Linked DNA regions of Homo sapiens: region 2 is linked to region 1. Evidence: read pairs that join two places in POLR2A ChIA-PET (ENCODE). Cell type or tissue: PC-9. All regions are shown on one strand. Each heading gives the region's core, and the rest is flanking DNA. Links, peaks and the distances in the headings are about the cores only.

The links. ChIA-PET counts read pairs that join two places held together with the same protein. Peaks named below come from ENCODE experiments on the same cell type or tissue, not always from the same donor. Only the 100,000 strongest peaks of a DNase experiment are listed, where the experiment ranks them.
Region 2: POLR2A ChIA-PET joins it to region 1 with 8 read pairs; 2 of 35 experiments call an interaction of 5 or more read pairs at or near these places.

The regions. Positions count from the first base shown.
Region 1 is chr11:22,682,846-22,691,191 of GRCh38, reverse strand. GAS2 (growth arrest specific 2) reads right to left here. Exons shown (of 8, transcript NM_001143830.3): 3 at 5,403-5,524. It also overlaps the pseudogene RNA5SP338. Among named protein-coding and RNA genes, the nearest start is that of GAS2, 20 kb to the right of the region's middle. In PC-9, for the core only: no CTCF peak of the experiment used is centred there; no DNase peak of the experiment used is centred there.
Region 2 is chr11:22,452,812-22,461,157 of GRCh38, reverse strand. The region is part of intron 3 of LINC01495 (long intergenic non-protein coding RNA 1495); the gene reads left to right. Among named protein-coding and RNA genes, the nearest start is that of LINC01495, 35 kb to the left of the region's middle. In PC-9, for the core only: no CTCF peak of the experiment used is centred there; a DNase peak (open chromatin) is centred at 3,997; H3K27ac peaks cover 1,564 bases.

The DNA of each region.
Region 1 (8,346 bases), core at 133-8,132:
GGTTAATATTCAGTTCCTTCCTTGGAGCATAATGCAGCATTCTACTAGGTAACAGAACTTCTTTTCCCCCCGCCCCCTCCTTCATCTGCTTCAAACTTGATCTAACCACCCAGGGCTCTTTGAAGTCAGAGGAAGCTCTAAACCCAGAGAAACTCTGATGTCTGAAGAAGAGACTCAAAATAAATGAGACAAATGCAAAGGAAAGTTAGTAGAAAAAGAGAGGTTAAACCTTTTGAATGTCTTGCCCCACGCTGATGCCCCGTGGTTGAGAGAGTCTTTTGCACAAATCAGCAAACTTGTGATTGGTGGGGGTGGGGGAAAGAGAGCAAATATACAATAGGAAGGGGTTTGTACTGTGGAACACTATTTGGACCGGGAAAAGAAAGTTCACGCATAAATGTAACAATTCCCCTGTCTTGATTAGAGATGCCAATTCCGATCGGGTAGCTGAGAGTCAAAAGACATAAAACCTAACCTTAAACCTGTCATTTGGTTTGGTTTTCTCATCCTAAAACAATATTGAAAGATTCATTTCATTTATATTTTTGCCTTTAAACATCCTCAACTCCAGAAATATTAAGATTTGTAATTACAGTGAATTCATAATATTATAGTATGTATAAATGAATTAAATAAAATTACACATTAAATGGCTGCACACTGGTCTCAAATGCTTCCACCCATCTACTGCCCTAGTCTGTGAAGTCTCTGCATTGCTCCCATGCAGAGTTAGAAAATGGCCCACTACACAAAGGCTAAGGTTAACTACTTAGAGCTCACACACGTAAAGAAGCTATTTTTAAATTGACCTATTGATGTCTGGGAAGAAAGAATCATAGGACAGAATTATTTCCATTCAGAGTATTTTATCAAACCAAAGCTGGATATAAAAGAGTCATGGATTTATATCTAAATATTAAATTTAGAAATATCTAAATATCTAAAATATTAAATATGCGAACTAACATTTATTAAAGATTTAAGAGCATTTAAATCATCCTTAATACAGACATACTTCACACATACCAGGCATAACTTACTCGTTCAAATTTGTTTACACAGCTGTAAAATCTCCAAATTAACTATCAACCAAGAATAGTAAAAAATATTGCTATGAAAATGAGGAGATAAGATTAAAGCTGCTAGAAAAAAATTACAGAGAGCTTCCTGTGGCATGGCTTTGGATGGGATCAAGTTTGTCAATTTTTTAAAAGTAATTCTGTTTCAACATCTCCCTATGCACAGTTTCATTAATTCAAAGAATGTATTGACTAATTCATCCATTTTCGCCACCATTTTTTCTGAACTCCAAAATGCCAAAATGAGAAATAGTTCTCTACAAACACATACATGAACACATGAGTGTACACACGTGTAAAATCAGACTTAATATTGTAACCTCCAGACTATTTATACTCAATTTGAAAGCCTCATTTTTTCCCATGGGAAATATTCACTGTAATCCTAATTACCTGGGTTGTAGTGAATCCATTATTGTTTAAATTTGTATTTAGATTTAACAACATCAACATGCTTACAATCTCATAAGTCTTTTTTGTTTCTAGACCAACAATGGACTGAAAAATCTTGAGTTTAACAGAAGTATATTTATGAACAATAGTAGCCATGAAGATATACATACTAACCCTCTGGCCTTTCATCTTTTAAAATTTTACTATAAAAGGCAAAAAATAAAATGTAGTCATCTTTGCACTTTTCATACAGTAAGGCACAAGTTATTATTGATTTAAGCTGCATATTACTGGCAGTCAGTCGTGAATATATAAATGCTGCCAAGAACAGAGAAGGCAATTCAGTCAAGAGCAACTGTGTCAACTTTTACCTCAGATCAAATTTGATGTATTGAGCAGTGAAAGTGAGGTCATAATCGGTATTTTTTTTTAACTTTTATTTTAGGTTCGGAGGGGACATGTGCAGGATTGTTACATGGGTAAATTGCACCTTGTTGAGGTTGGGTATATAAATGGTTTCATCACCCAGATAGTGAGCATAGAACCCAATAGGTAGTTTTTTGACCTTCACCCTCTTGCCGCCCTTCCTGCTCAAGTAGGCCCCAGTGTCTTTTGTTCTCCTGTTTGTGTCCATGTGTACTCAGTGTTTAGCTCCCACTTATATGTGAGACCATTTGGTTCTGTTCCTGCATTAACTTGCTTAAGATAATGGCCTTCAGCTGCCCCCATGTTTCTGCAAAGGACATGATTTTGGTTTCTTATGGCTGCAAGGTATTCCATGGTATATAGGGACCATATTTTCTTAGCCAGTCCACCGTTGATGAGTATCTAGGTTGATTTCATGTCTTTGCAGTAGTGAATAGTGCTGCTATGAACATACAGGTGCATGTGACTTTTTGGTGAGATGATAATAAGTATTTTTAAACCTCCACTTGTTCAAGTAACACATTTAAGGTTTTATACTAAAACCTTTATCACAATCAGAAAAAAATTTAGCTTTATATTCAGTTAAAAATTTGCTCAGGTTCACGGAACTATTTCAAGTTTAATAACTTGCTGCAGTTTTACTAACTGAAAAAAATTCTTTTCTTTTTGTTTTATAGTTTTATTATAAAAATTATAATATTGAAATGGCTGTTTAAAAGGAAAGTACTTACATAACTTTTGATCAATAAATATTCTCAATATTCCATATTATCATGGAGATTGGGGCAAATGTATACATATTTGCACATAGCAGCTCTCATGCTAAATACAAACATTTATAAAGCATTTATTTTCTCCCTTCCAAGGCCTAACCAGGCCCGACCCCGCTTAGCTTCCGAGATCAGACGAGACTGGGCATGTTCAGGGTGGTATGGCCGTAGACTATAAAGTATTTATTTTCTTATAGTTAATCGAAAATACTTACAAGGGTCTCTTATCTTTCACGTAAGGAAAAGAGATTTTATCAAAAAGAGATTTTATCAAGAGCCCTATTTTGTGCAATGCTCTATGGAAGCTATACATATGTAATTATTAATCCTATTTCACAGATAAGGAAAGTACGGCTCAGACACGTCCAATTAATAAATAAAACTAGAACCCAAGCAAAATGCACTTAATGTCAAAGCCTTTGACCTATAGGCTAATGCTTTAGGGTTATCTTACATTGAGTCTTACAATTACAAATCTATTTGGGAATCTTTGCTTCTGTTTTAAAAAAGCAAAGGCTTATAAACAAAGCAAAACCAGAACTGCACAACAGCCTTAATAGAGTTGGTTAATCTTTACTACTCTGGAGGATTCAAGGATTCTTTACACTGAGGCATTCGGCTCTCCATCCTCAACAATAAGCAATACAAGTTTCAGGAACTTCGTAATGTGAAGGTAATGCTTTCAAGAGTCTGGGCACCACAGCTTATTTCCCTCTGTTCATTGCTTTACTGTAAACCTTCTATACAAGTTGTCCTCTTATCGGCATTATATTTTTTCATCAGTAGCTGATGTAGAGGCCAGTTACATCACGATGGAAATGAGAGCAGAAGAAAAATTGGTGCCCTAACATTAAGCTTGACACAAAGCATTTTCATAAACAGTCTCCTCACACCTGGGCTACACATAATGACATAATGAACAAAAATGAGAGAGCATTAAACTTGCAAAGTTGTCTGTGTCAAATTCTTGCTTGGTCACTTACTAGCCAATCTTGTACAAATTACTTACAGTCTTCAACCATCCAATTAAGGAGAAAATTAAAAGAAATTAATGGTTACCAAACTTTGCTGCACATTAGAATCACCTGGGGAGCTTTTTAAAAATTCTAGTACCCAGGTTTCACCCTATGGGATTAAATCAGAATGTTCAGGCATGGGATCGAGGTCTCAGTATTATTTTATTTTATTATTACTTTTGAGAAATGGTCTCATTCCGTCTTCTAGGCTGGAGTGCAGTGTTGTGATCTTGGCTCACTGCAACCTCAACCTCCTGGGCTCAATTGAACCTGCCGCCTCAGTTTCCCAAATACCTGGGGCTACAGGAACACACCACCATTCCCTGCTAACTTTTTTGTGTTTTTCTTACAGATGGTGCTTTGTCATGTTGCCCAGGTTGATCTCGACTCCCGAGCTCAAGCAATCTGCCTGCCTTGACCCCCGCAAAGTGCTGAGATTACAGTCACGAGCCACCACATCCAGCCCAGCTCTCAGCATTTTTTTAAAAGATGCTCAGGTAATTCCAATGTGCAGCAAAGTTTGGGAGCCACTGAATTAATTAATACCTTCACAGAGCTGCTTTTAAGAAATAAAAAAATAGAGGGAGGTTTTGTATATTATACAATACTTTACGGAGTAATATAAAATATTTAAAAAATAAATTCAGTGGTAATACACACATACACCCCTTTTATTTTTTCTGTCAGAGTTGCAGAAAAGGCTTAACAGTTGCTTTTTGTCTTAAATTGTCTTCAACATTTTTATTTTATTATTTTTTTAGATAGAGTCCTACTCTGTCACCCAGGCTGGAGTGCAATGGCGTGATCTCTGCTCACCGCAACCTTTACTTCCTGGGTTCAAGCGATTCTCCCGCCTCAGCCTCCTGAGTAGCTGGGATTATAGACATGTGTCATGATGCCAGGCTATTTTTTTTTTTTTTTTTTTTTTTTTTTTTTTTTTTTTTTTTTTTTTTTAGTAGAGACGGGTTTTGGCCATGTTGGCCAGACTAGTCTCAAACTCCTGACCTCAAGTGATCTGCCCGCCTCAGCCTCCCAAAGTACTGGGATTACAGGCATGAGCCACCATGCCTGGCCAACATTATTTTAATATTTTTTATATCTCTTTTCATTCTCTATTAAAAATTAAGTACAATCTCTCTTGTTTTCTTCAAAAAAAGTCAAACACTATACTTTCATCAAGTGTTTATAATCACTAGAAAAGAATATTAGAATTAATGTGGAGAAAAGAAATCTGAGCAGTTAGAAATAAAATAATTTGTCCAAATTTACTTAGTTCAATGGTACTACTTATTTAGAATAAACCAAAAATTACAGTCCAGAAATTTTGTTCTAGTATTCTGCCATAATATTTTTGAAAACAAAGATCTATTCAGTAAATCTTTCTTGGCTAGATCTGTGCATTGCCTAATGACACAATTATTTCTCTGCTAAGTTTTTAATCAATATTTCAGATTCATTGAGTTTATACACAATACTCTTTTAATACCATCATTTCTCATAAGCTTTTATTTAATTAGATTCACCAAAAGGATTATGCAATTTATGTAATTAGAGTGCAAATAACATGTTACCTAATTAAAAAGAACTCTCTGTACTTTGTTGTTAGTATAGACCTTGATGCATCCGTTCACAATAAATTTTTTAATTACACACAATTTATAAGCAATTATAAATGTAATCTACCACCTAAGAGTGATTTTTGCATTGGGATCTTTTACCTTTGTGGGCTTGTTAGCATCCATGCTCTCCTTGAATTTCTCCTGCATAGTTTCTGCAAGTTGACAGAGCAAGGCACCATTGTCCAACTTCTCCATAAAAGTTTCTGCTGTAATCTCCTTCCCTGAAATAACAAAAAGAAGCATTATAAAAGGAAAATCAAATGTCAGATTCACACTAAATAAAATATTTGACACAGTTTTATCACTAAAATTGCTATTCTAGCTGAGTTACATAACTGGGATAGGAGCTTACCAGAAATAGTCATTTCTTTGGAATTTTCTATCTTCCTTTGGTTGCAAGAATCTCAACATTTAATATTTTCATAACATAGTGCTAACTGCATAACAGTTTTATTTCAAATAAAAGGTGGCAAAATGATATCCTGGGTGAAAGAGTTCCATCATTTAGTAATCAAGGGGAATGAAAACTAACCAACAAAACTCAAAGAACCAGCTTTACCAGTGATTTCACAATTTGGCCTCCATTAATCATTCCATTCTCATCCCCAGTGGCCCATTCAATTACTTTGACCCACAAGGCAGGACATAATGCAGGACAAGTATTTTTTGTTAGGTGTATGTCTGACTACAAGAACGCCGTAGGTCTCTCGCTCTCTCTCTCTCTCTACAGGATTGTACTCTGTCACGCAATCTGGAGTGCAGTGGCAGGATCATAGCTCACTGCAGTTTTGAGCTCCTTGGGCTCAAGCAATCCTCCAGCCTCGGCCTCCAAAAGTACTGGGATTACAGTCATGTAATCTAGGGTGCACCCAGCCAGATCAATTTTCTTTAATTTAAAATAGAACCATGTATGTATTTTTTAAAAACCACCATTGGGAACTTGAATAACATGGCCAATGTATAAAACCATATCTCTAGATTCTATTGAAATGGTTTTCCTGATTAAAATAATACAGGTAGGCGGGGCACAGTAGCTCAGGCCTGTAATCCCAGAATTTTGGAAGCCGGAGGTAGGTGGATTGCTTGAGCTCGTGAGTTAGAGACCAGCCATGGGGCAACATGGTGAAACCCCATTTCTACAAAAACACAAAAATTAGCCAGGCATGGTGGTGCATGCCTGCATGCAGTCCCAGCTACTCGGGAGGCTGAGGTGAGAGGATGGCTTGGGCCTGGGAGGCAGAGGCTGCAGTGAGCTGAGATCGTGCCACTGCACTGCTTTCTTATATACTCTTTCTAAACGTATCTTTCTCAAAGCCCCTTCCTTTTTTTGTTTCCTATTAATCCAAGTTTCAGAAGATTCCATTTTCCTGCCTTAATTTTTTGTGTAAATTATTAGTCAGAAGTCCTACAGATTCAAGCTTCCTTCTATTTCTCATGCCATAACCTTAATAAAAATCTTCATAAGGTGATACTTAAACCTCTAGCAACAAGAACAATGGCTATTCTTTGTGTCCTCAACTTCTCTCTCCAATACATACCATGCTCACTGCTAAAATTAAGATGGCTAAACACCGTCCTCACTGAGGCATTCTCCAGACACCTTTATTGCACAATCCCTAATTTTCTCCTTTACCTGGAATATGAAAACTAAGCACTTTAACCCAATATCCAAAGGTCTCCCTGTATTCCTCTAACCCATCTTTCCCATCTAACATCCCTACACCCTACTCCGTGATCTATCTATAGGCTGCCTTCACAGATTCCCCTTGCAGACCTTTCTATTTCTGCTGCTATGCTTTTGTTCCTGGTATGGCCCCCAACTTCAATGCCCTACCTTCTACCTCCTTGGACAAGTTCTATCTTTAATCAGAGTTCCAGAGGGAGATTCATCCAGTACACATTGATCTGTTTTCCGTATGTCATACTCATGAATATCACTTACTCTGGCACTGATCAAACATATTCTATTGTTAGTAGTATGTTTTGTATGCAGTGTTTGTCTTCTTTAGTATGTTACAAACCTTGAGGTATATCTTTTTTATTATTATTTTTTGTATCTCCTACAGAGGTAAGCATAATGTTATTCACATACTAGGCACCTAGTAAATGTGCTCAGTGAGCATGTGAATGAACAAATGAAGAAATAAGCTGCTAGAAAACTTTGAGAAAACATTAATATTATTTTTGTGAAACACAGTTAAGTCAAAAGCAAAAAAAAAAAAAGAAATTATTTTAAAGTTTTATACCAAGATGCTCAAGGCTTATCTTTTATCTTAAGAAACAGGCATGTAGTTCAATTCCATGAACCTTAAAATAAATATAATCTGGCCGGGTGCAGTGGCTCACTGTAATCCCAGCACTTTGGGAGGCCAAGACAGGCAGATCACCTGAGATCAGGAGTTCAAGACCAACTTGGCTAACTTGGTGAAACCCTGCCTCTACTAAAAATACAAAAATTAGCCAGGTATTGTGGCACATGCCTGTAATTCCAGCTACTTGGGAGGATAAGGCAGGAGAGTGGCTTGAACCTGGGAGGCGGAGGTTGCAGTGAGCAGATATCACACCACTGCACTGCAGCCTGGGTGACAGAGTGACACTCTGTCTCATAAATAAATAAATAAATAAAATCCGACTGGAACAACAGATGAACCATTTAAGTTAAACTCAGAATATCTAATATATTTGGATTTCAAGAAACATCTGCTTAAAATGACTTTTTTTTTCCATTTTTGGGAGCAGTCTTAAGGAAAACAAATTACTTTTTAAGTAGTTCATATTTTAGCCCCCAATTAAAATAATGACTTCTGCAGGTGGAAAAACATCAGTAGCTTTAAATACTCACCACACAGGTAGCCTGTGCAGAACTTTTATTTCAAAATTGTGTGCAGCTCAGTTCAGAAATGAAAGTAGCATGCCCAAAATACAAAAAAGCCAGTGTAACAGAATTTGTATTGTGTATTCATCATATTGGCCTGCATTTTCTCTTTTTTTTTTTTTTTTCCTTTTTTTTTTTTTTTTTAGCAGAAAGTGACTAACCACAGGC
Region 2 (8,346 bases), core at 17-8,016, 230 kb after region 1:
GTTAGTCATTGCTGAAACAAAGTATTCCATGGTTAGACTGACCCATGAGTGGCCAAGAGCCATTTGAGTGGTAGCCTTCCATTCCCTCAGGACTGTAAAGCTGACCCAAATAAAGTTATTAGCTAGCATTTCTAGAATTACATCACCATGTGTTTACCAGCCTCTGAGTTTACTTTTAAGAAATCATACTCCAGAGGTTAGATACCAGACCTCTAATGACTGGGCAGTAGTTGGAACTTTACTATTACCAAGTATTGATTTGGTAAGATATGATAGAATTCTTTTTTTTAAGTGACTAGTGGTTGAGATGCCTATTTGAAAAAAAAAAAAAATCCATACAGTAGAAATGCCAAGCCATTTGTTAGAGAGGGAAAGGAATCACTCAAATCCCTTAATAGACAGAAAGAACTTTAAAGTGTCTACACTATTAAAAAACTGATTTAGAGCACCTTTCCCCCAAAAAGAGACATACATATAAGTTCAGGCTATCAGTTTACCACTTTGTTTGCTATATAAAATGTTCTTGGAAAAATCTTATTTCATGGAGAATATAGTGAAATGACACTAAACTCCATGTTTGATGAATATCAAAATACCTTTCTTGGACTGTTTTCATTATTCTTTATGCTCTTCCATTTCCTATGACAACCTTGACCTGTTCAGGTGAACCTTTGACGTGTCAGAGAAGAGAAAGAACAACTGACTCATTCTCAGCAAGGCAAATATGGCTTGAAATTGAATTTCCTAACCAATGTGACAGGTTGTACTGAGTCATCCATAGGCTCATCTGGTGTCCTCTATTCTTCACCGAGACTTTCCACATACCATTGGTAAAAGTCTCACTGGGATCAAGCATGTGATGTCTAGCTGTGATTGTGTGTGTGTGTGTGTGTGTGCATGCGCAGGGATGTGCAGAACCATTGGCCTTCACTAGGAACAAGACTAGGGGTCCTAATTCATTAACAGAACAGTCTACCTATGAGAGAGAGAGTTGCCTGATACAATTTAAATCTGGGCTCTGATCCCATCTTTCCTTCCTCAGAGGCATAAGGTAACCAGAACACCAGATTTGAAGCCAGATACAACCAGGTCCAAATCCTCATTCTGCAGTCTTATTCCTGTAGCATCTTAGAAACTCATTTACATTCTCTTAGCTTTGGGGCTCTCATTTGATCAAGGGGAATAAGTAGACTCGTGGCATGTGAAGTGTACTTATATATAGCAAGTGAACACATGCTCACCCCTTTATTTTGGACATCAATGAAACTTGAGCAGTAGTATCTTTTGTCACTTTTTTAAAGATTATCATCCTGCTCTAGAAAATAAAGTTATCAAGCTGTTCTTTATAAAGTGAGAGCATTTAACTCATAGCTAGTTCTAAATTTAGAAACCACCTCAAAATCAGGTCAAAGCACTAACGCAAAGGGGTTTGTCCAGCTTTAACCAACTGGAGCTTTATGGGATTCGAATTAAAAGGTGGGTGTGCTCAGGTGCCTCAAAACAGCTACTGAGAGTGAATGAATAATAATAATGGCTAACAAATATTAAGTGCTTATTACATTAATCATCATCTGCTGCTGCATAACAAACAATGCCCAAATGTAAAGCAACAAATACTTATTATCTCTCACAGTTTTTGAGGGTTATGAGTCCAGAAGTGGCTAGCTGGGTAGTTCTAGCTCGGGGTCTCTCATGAGGTTGCCATCAAGATGATGACAGTTTAGTCATGTGAAATCTGTAGGATCTGCTCATAAACTCGTTCACATGGTTGTTGGCAGGATTCAATTCCTTGCTGGTTATCTCTGAAGGCCTTAGTTCCTCACCACGTGCGCCTCTCAATTCATCAGCTAAGTGTCCTAGTTACATGCAATTGGTTTCTCCCTGGAGCAAATGACCCAAGAGAGCAACCAGGACACAGGAAATGACTAGCACAGGAAATGATATGTCATGAAAACTTCCATAGCCTATTCATTGGAAGTAAATCACTAAGTGTAGCAGCTGTCAATGGAATGTGAACTAAGCTCCACATCTTAAAGAGAAAAGTATTGAGGAATGTGTGGACATATTTGAAATCCACCACACCTATCATATGTTCTGAAGCTATTCCAAGTATGTGATATAAATTATTTCTATTTAGTTTGTACCATAATTCCATGAGGTTAGAAATTATCATATTCCCCATTTTGTAGATGAGATACATGAAACTTAGAAAGTTTGACATTCACTCAAAGATGCAATAGTGTTGGGCTTCTAAACCAACTAATCTGAATCTAGAGATAAAACATTTTGAATCATCAAAAAAATTAGTTTACTTCAGTAAAAATTCTAATATTTTTCTTTGAAATTGATAATTCATATCTAGATTATTTAGCATGCTTCAGTAAATAGAATTTTGGATTAAGCAGAATATATCATTTTCTGACAATGCTAAGTAATTATTTACTGTTTATGAATTAGGATGTATTGTGACAGTTAAATCTGAGTCTACAACATTTTTCTGTATGGCTTATACTTCATTCTCAAACAACATCTATCCCAGAAGACTATTATTTAAAATATAAGCAGTAGTGAAGGAATTAAGCCATGTATTAAGGTACAGAAGTTAAAAGTTCTAAGAGATTCTAATGGAGTCTGGTGTAAAATTATCTTAGTATCTTTTCACTCCTTTTTTTTTTAATGCTCACAGATTTATTTCCAATTATCTCATAAACGTGAGGGGAGAAAAGAGCCCCAGTGAGAAATAACTTACACTGTCATTTAAGAGCTGCTTTTCTGCCAGCAATTGCTTGAGTTTAATTTACCAGGAGACAAAATTGCAGTTGTTGAGACAGTCAAAGCAGAAGGGGGAAGAGTCAATGATCCAGATCAAGGCTTCAGTAGCGGGCAAGAAAAATGTCAGAAAGATGTTAATAGGATAAGTAGAAGAAGTGGGAGGGGAGAGGGAGGGAAAGGAAGGGAGTAAAGAACGGAAGGGCAGAAAGAAGTGAAGGAAGGAGGACAATGAACAAATGAATGTATGTATAAGAGAACAGATAAAGGAAGAAATCGGTGCCTGCTATGATCTGATTTGTCCCCCAAAATTCATGTGATGAAATTTAATGGCCAATGTGATAGTATTAAGAGGAGAGGCCTTTAAGAAATGATTAAGTCATGAGGGGGAAACCCTCATGGATGGAACTAGGTTCCTTACAAAAGCTTTGAGAGAGTGGGTTCAGCTTTTCTTTGCCATGTAAAGACACAGTGTTTTATCTCCAGAAGATGCAGCAACAAAGTGACATCTTAGAAGCAGAGAAACTTGGCTCTATTAGAAACTCAACTTGCCAGCATTTTGATTATAGACTTCCCCATCTCCAGAAGTGTAAGAAATAAATTTCTGTTGTTTGTATATTACCCCATGTCAGGTATTTTGTTACAGCAGAAATAATGAATGAAAGGAGGGCCTGAAAGTAAAATAATGGTGTAGGAGAATGCCCTGTGGTGTCAGGGAGAACGCACAACTTTTGTGCAAAAGCTTTCAATGGACCTCCATTGTCTAGAGCAAGTATGAATGAGCAAACTACTGCCTACTGCCTACTGCCTGCTGCCTGTCCCCAAGAGGGCTAACAGCTGAATGGTGACAGCCAGAGCTTGCCAGCAGCCTGGGGAGTAAGTTATTTATTTCTAAAGTGGGATCTTGTAACTGCCCAATAGGTTCTTCCTGCCTGCTGCACAAGTAAAGACCACAGTATTTCAGTAAAGAAAGAGTTTAACTGATATAAGGCTGGCCACACCATGTGGGAGATGGAGTTATTACTCAAATCAATCTCCCTGAAAATTTGGGGATGGAGTTATTAAGTACAATTTGGTGGGTAGAGGGTTGGAAAGTGGGGAGTTAGGTCAGAGATAAAATCATAGGGAGTGGAAGCTGTCCTCTTGCACTGAGTCAGTTCCTAGGTGGGGGCAGCAAAACCAGAAGAACCAGTTTATGGATATGGTTGGTGCCAGCTGATCCACTAAGTGCAGGGTGTGCAAAATATCTCAAGCACTGATCTTAGGTTTTACAATAGTGATGTAATCCTGAGGAACAATTTGAGGAGGCTCAGAATCTTGCAGCCTCCAGCTGCATGGCTCCTAAACCATAATTTCTAATCTTGTAGCTATTCTGTTAGTCCTACAAAGGCAGTCTAGTCCCTAGGTAGGCAGGGGGTTTGTTTTGGCAAAGGGCAGTTATCATCTTTGTTTCAAAGTTAAACTGTAAACTAAGTTCCTTCCAAAGTCAATTTGGCCCATATGCAGGAATGAATGAGGATAGCATGGAGGTTAGAAGGAAGATGGAGTCAGTTAGGTCAGATTTCTTTCACTGCAATAATTTTCTCCGTTATAATTTTTGCAATGAGAGTTTCAATCCTGAGGGCACAGCATAGAATCCTTCCCCATCCAATTACCCTTTTCTGCTTTAGACAGTACCATTTTTATGTTGCTTTATCAATAAAGGGAAATATTTTAATTCAGAAAAGATACAAGACTAAAATCTCAGTTGTTTATCGAAAGCTGAAGATAATACATGTATTCATCAAAACTAGTATAATGAAGATTCATTGAGATAAAACAAGTAAAGTATTTACCACAGTATCAATGTCAGCTGCAATTATTATTATTACTGTCTATATTGCAGGCTTTTGAAATACATTTCTCTAGAAAATGCTCCAAAGTTAAAGATGAATATATAGTTCACAAGATATCCAAATGCTCAGTTTATGGCTATTAACATCTTTAAGCCTGCTCAATAAATGGCACTTCTGTAATTTCCCCAGGATCTGAATAAATTAAAAAAATAAGACCAAGGAGTGACAGGTGGTTGCCCATATATCTCATTTTGACAGATGAAAGTTGAGCAGGGCCAGTTGATGTGTGTATCTGGGAATTAGGCAGACTTACCAACCTAATGTCAGCCTCAGTGAACTGTGACAAGCCCCCTTTCCTGTCCCTCACAGGTGAAGAGCCTAGCCTTGGAGGAGCAGAGCAGGAAGACTATTTCAAAAAGTAGATGAAAGTAGGAGAGCTGAGTATGCGTAAGCCCTGTTCACTCTTTTCAAATGTACTAAGCAGATAAGTCACCTCTCCTCCTTCTCTAGATTGGAGTAACCCAACATGCAAGAAAAATGTCAGAAAGATGTTAATAGAATAAATAGATGAAGTGGGATGGGAGAGGGAAGGAAGGGAATAAAGAAAGAATGGGAAGGAAGAAGGGAGGGAAGGAGGACAATGAATGAATGAATGTATTAAAAGAATGGATGAAGGAAGTAATGGGGGCCTGCTATAGTCTGATGTGTCCCCCAAGAGATAGACTAAGGTCTGCAGATTCACTGAGTTCCCTTCACATGGAAGCAAACAACTAGCATGCTAGATGAGTGTTCCCCAAAACAGATTTTTACAGAGAAATTCTGAATGTTCCCACCCCTGGGTTAGGCCTCAACTGGCCAGAACATTGTACCTTGGAACAAAGACACCAAAAGGAAATTCAAAAGTTCTTAAATTCTCTAGATTTAATACAGTGTGTACTCTATAACAAACTTTTTAAATTTTAGTAATATGCTTTCTTTTTTGCAACATACTTTTATTGGAGAGTTCATTACTAGTTTTAAAACCTGAGGAATCACTTTATTAAAAAAATCTAAAATATATAACCAAGGAAATAATTGCATTAACAATTACCACAATCAGGGAGAGCCCTAAACTAGTAACGTGAATATCTGATTTTCTATCCCAGTTCCACCATTTCTTAGCTAAATATCCTTGACTAGTCATTTAAACTCTAAATCTCTGTTATCACATCTTTAAAATGCAAAGAATACTAGGATGCGTAAGATTTTTCACATGCTGCTGAACAGATCACTAAAGGATATATGAGAAAGCACTTTAAAGGTGTTGTGAATGTAAATACGGCATCTTCAAGAATGCCAAATGTATTTTAATATAATAGAAAAAAAATTTTTAATCCTGTATATTGGAAACATAGACAAAAAAAAAGCATCAGTGCTTTAACAGTATGTAACAACAAAATACAAAGAGAAAAGAAAAAAAAAGATTCCATTTCCTCCCACTCATAAATCCATTAATTTTTCATGATGGGCTCAGCCCTGGAGAGATTTTATATAGAAGAGGAGTTTTTCATTATGCTGTCCAAGGACCAAATATTTGGGAGTCCACAAATAGCCAAACAATTGGATATTTCATATAAATGTAAAACCACTATATTTATCCTTTTTTAAAAAAAAGTCATACTGAATCTACCACAAGCTTCTTCTTTCAAATGCTTTTCATTCAAAAATGAAACAAAAGACGTGCTGCTGCTAAGAGCTTCAAGGTCTAGAATGCCTGTGTGCTCCTTATTATAATTCCTTTCTTCAAAATAGGCATTTTGTTTCCCATAAGGACAAGCCTTGTATTCACTCAGCTCTAGGAATTGATTAATGTCTCGGGATGTGATGTATATTTAAGCCAAACTCGTGGCCTATTAGCAATTCACAAACCATGACTTGCACAGTGCTGTGCTCAAATCTATTTTGCATTACAAAATGTTTATAAATCAGCCTCTATTCCCAGAATGTTATATAAACACGTCAACAAATCACATGTGTATTAAGGGGAGAGAGGTAGAAGGTTGGGAATTCATCATAGCCTCAGGCTGTTCTGGGACAGATTAAATACTACCCTGGCCACTGAGGTCCCCACTAGGTAGTCGTTCAGAATGAACTGTAGATAAATTGAACTTCTCTTATTGGAGACAAGCCAGCAGCTCACCCAAACATGAAAAATTGTATCCCCACACTAAAAAAATTAAACCACGCTAAACACAAGCTTTTCATTTCTGCAAGACTGCAGTTTTCCTATTTCTTTAGAAAATGAAGGTATTTTATGGCTCAAAAATAAAAGTCACAGGAAGTAGGTGAATAACAGGGAGAAAGGTTGGTGAGGACATTACCTATTTGTATTCCCAGCACCCGAGACATTTTTTGTGGGGAGAGCTGGGAAGGGGGCTTCAGATTAATTGAATATATATAGTCAATTACATATATTCAATTTTATATATATATATATATATGCATACACATACACACATATATGTAATCACATATTTTAAATGTAGAGGATGCCAGTTTGCCTAATACATATATATAACGTTTTTAGCTGGTGAATCATTTTTCCTATTATATTTGGAAACTTAATTTAAAACCATTTCCTCTTATATTTCCTCTTATATTTGGAAACTTAACTTAAAATCATTTTCCTCTTATATTTGGAAACTTAACAGACAACAGAAAGTGGATAGAAGAAAGACCCCTAAGCAAAGGGCTCACAAATTGTCCCTGAACCCACCCAAGAAATAACTGCATAGATTATGGTCTTCAATGGGATTTAGTCTCATACAACCTTCATTTTTCTCTGTTAATCTAAAAGTATGCAATTGGACATAAAATGTAAGTGGTTTCTGTGCAGTGGCTTGTGTGAAGATATGCTTTGATATGAATCAGCTCTCCTAAAAGGTATTTTAGTCGATTCAAAGGTTCATCTGATGTAAAACTTTAGCTTATAAAATAAGGTGTGTTCTTTTATGTTATACATATTTTACCACAATTTTTTAAAAAAAGAAAAACTGGTTTCTCCTGGAGAAGTATACACACTAACTTATAAAGGGGGAAATGTTTTTTGTAATTGGATCATAGAATTGCAGACTTTCAGAGCTGAAGGGGCTGGAAACTCATCTGCTGCAGTTTTCCAGAATGCAATTCTACAAGCCAGTTATAGTTTTTACAATAATAAAGAGTTCCGCAGTTGTAGTCATTAGTCCTGCTCATCGCCATCCAATTTTTCTGTCCTCTAGGCTCTTCCTATCTTTCTCCCTCTTAGTAGACCATGGTCATGTGACTACTTCTGACCAGTGAGTTGTATGTAGAAATGAGATGCATCATATTTGGGAGGTAACCTTTAAAGACTGCTTTGAGACTCTCCTAAACTTCTTTTCTTACTAGCAAAGTGACCTGCAAGTTTCATTATGGCGTCTACTCTACTAGCTGGTATCCCTAAGTAGCCATGAAAAATAGAGCTTTTGTCCAGGGTAGTTAAACCATGTTAGACATATCATGGGTAGGGGGAATATTTCTTTTTTTAATCCAATGAGATTTTCATGTATTTTTTTATTTCAGCATAGCCTAGTCTATACTGACTTATATAATGGTCAGTTAAGTTTGAAGAATACAGATTTACACAGGTTTCTTTACTACGTAAATCTACAAGGCTTCAAAATGCTAATAGGAAACATAAGTCATCAAGAGAGGAATATATTAGGAAGCATTTATCACACCT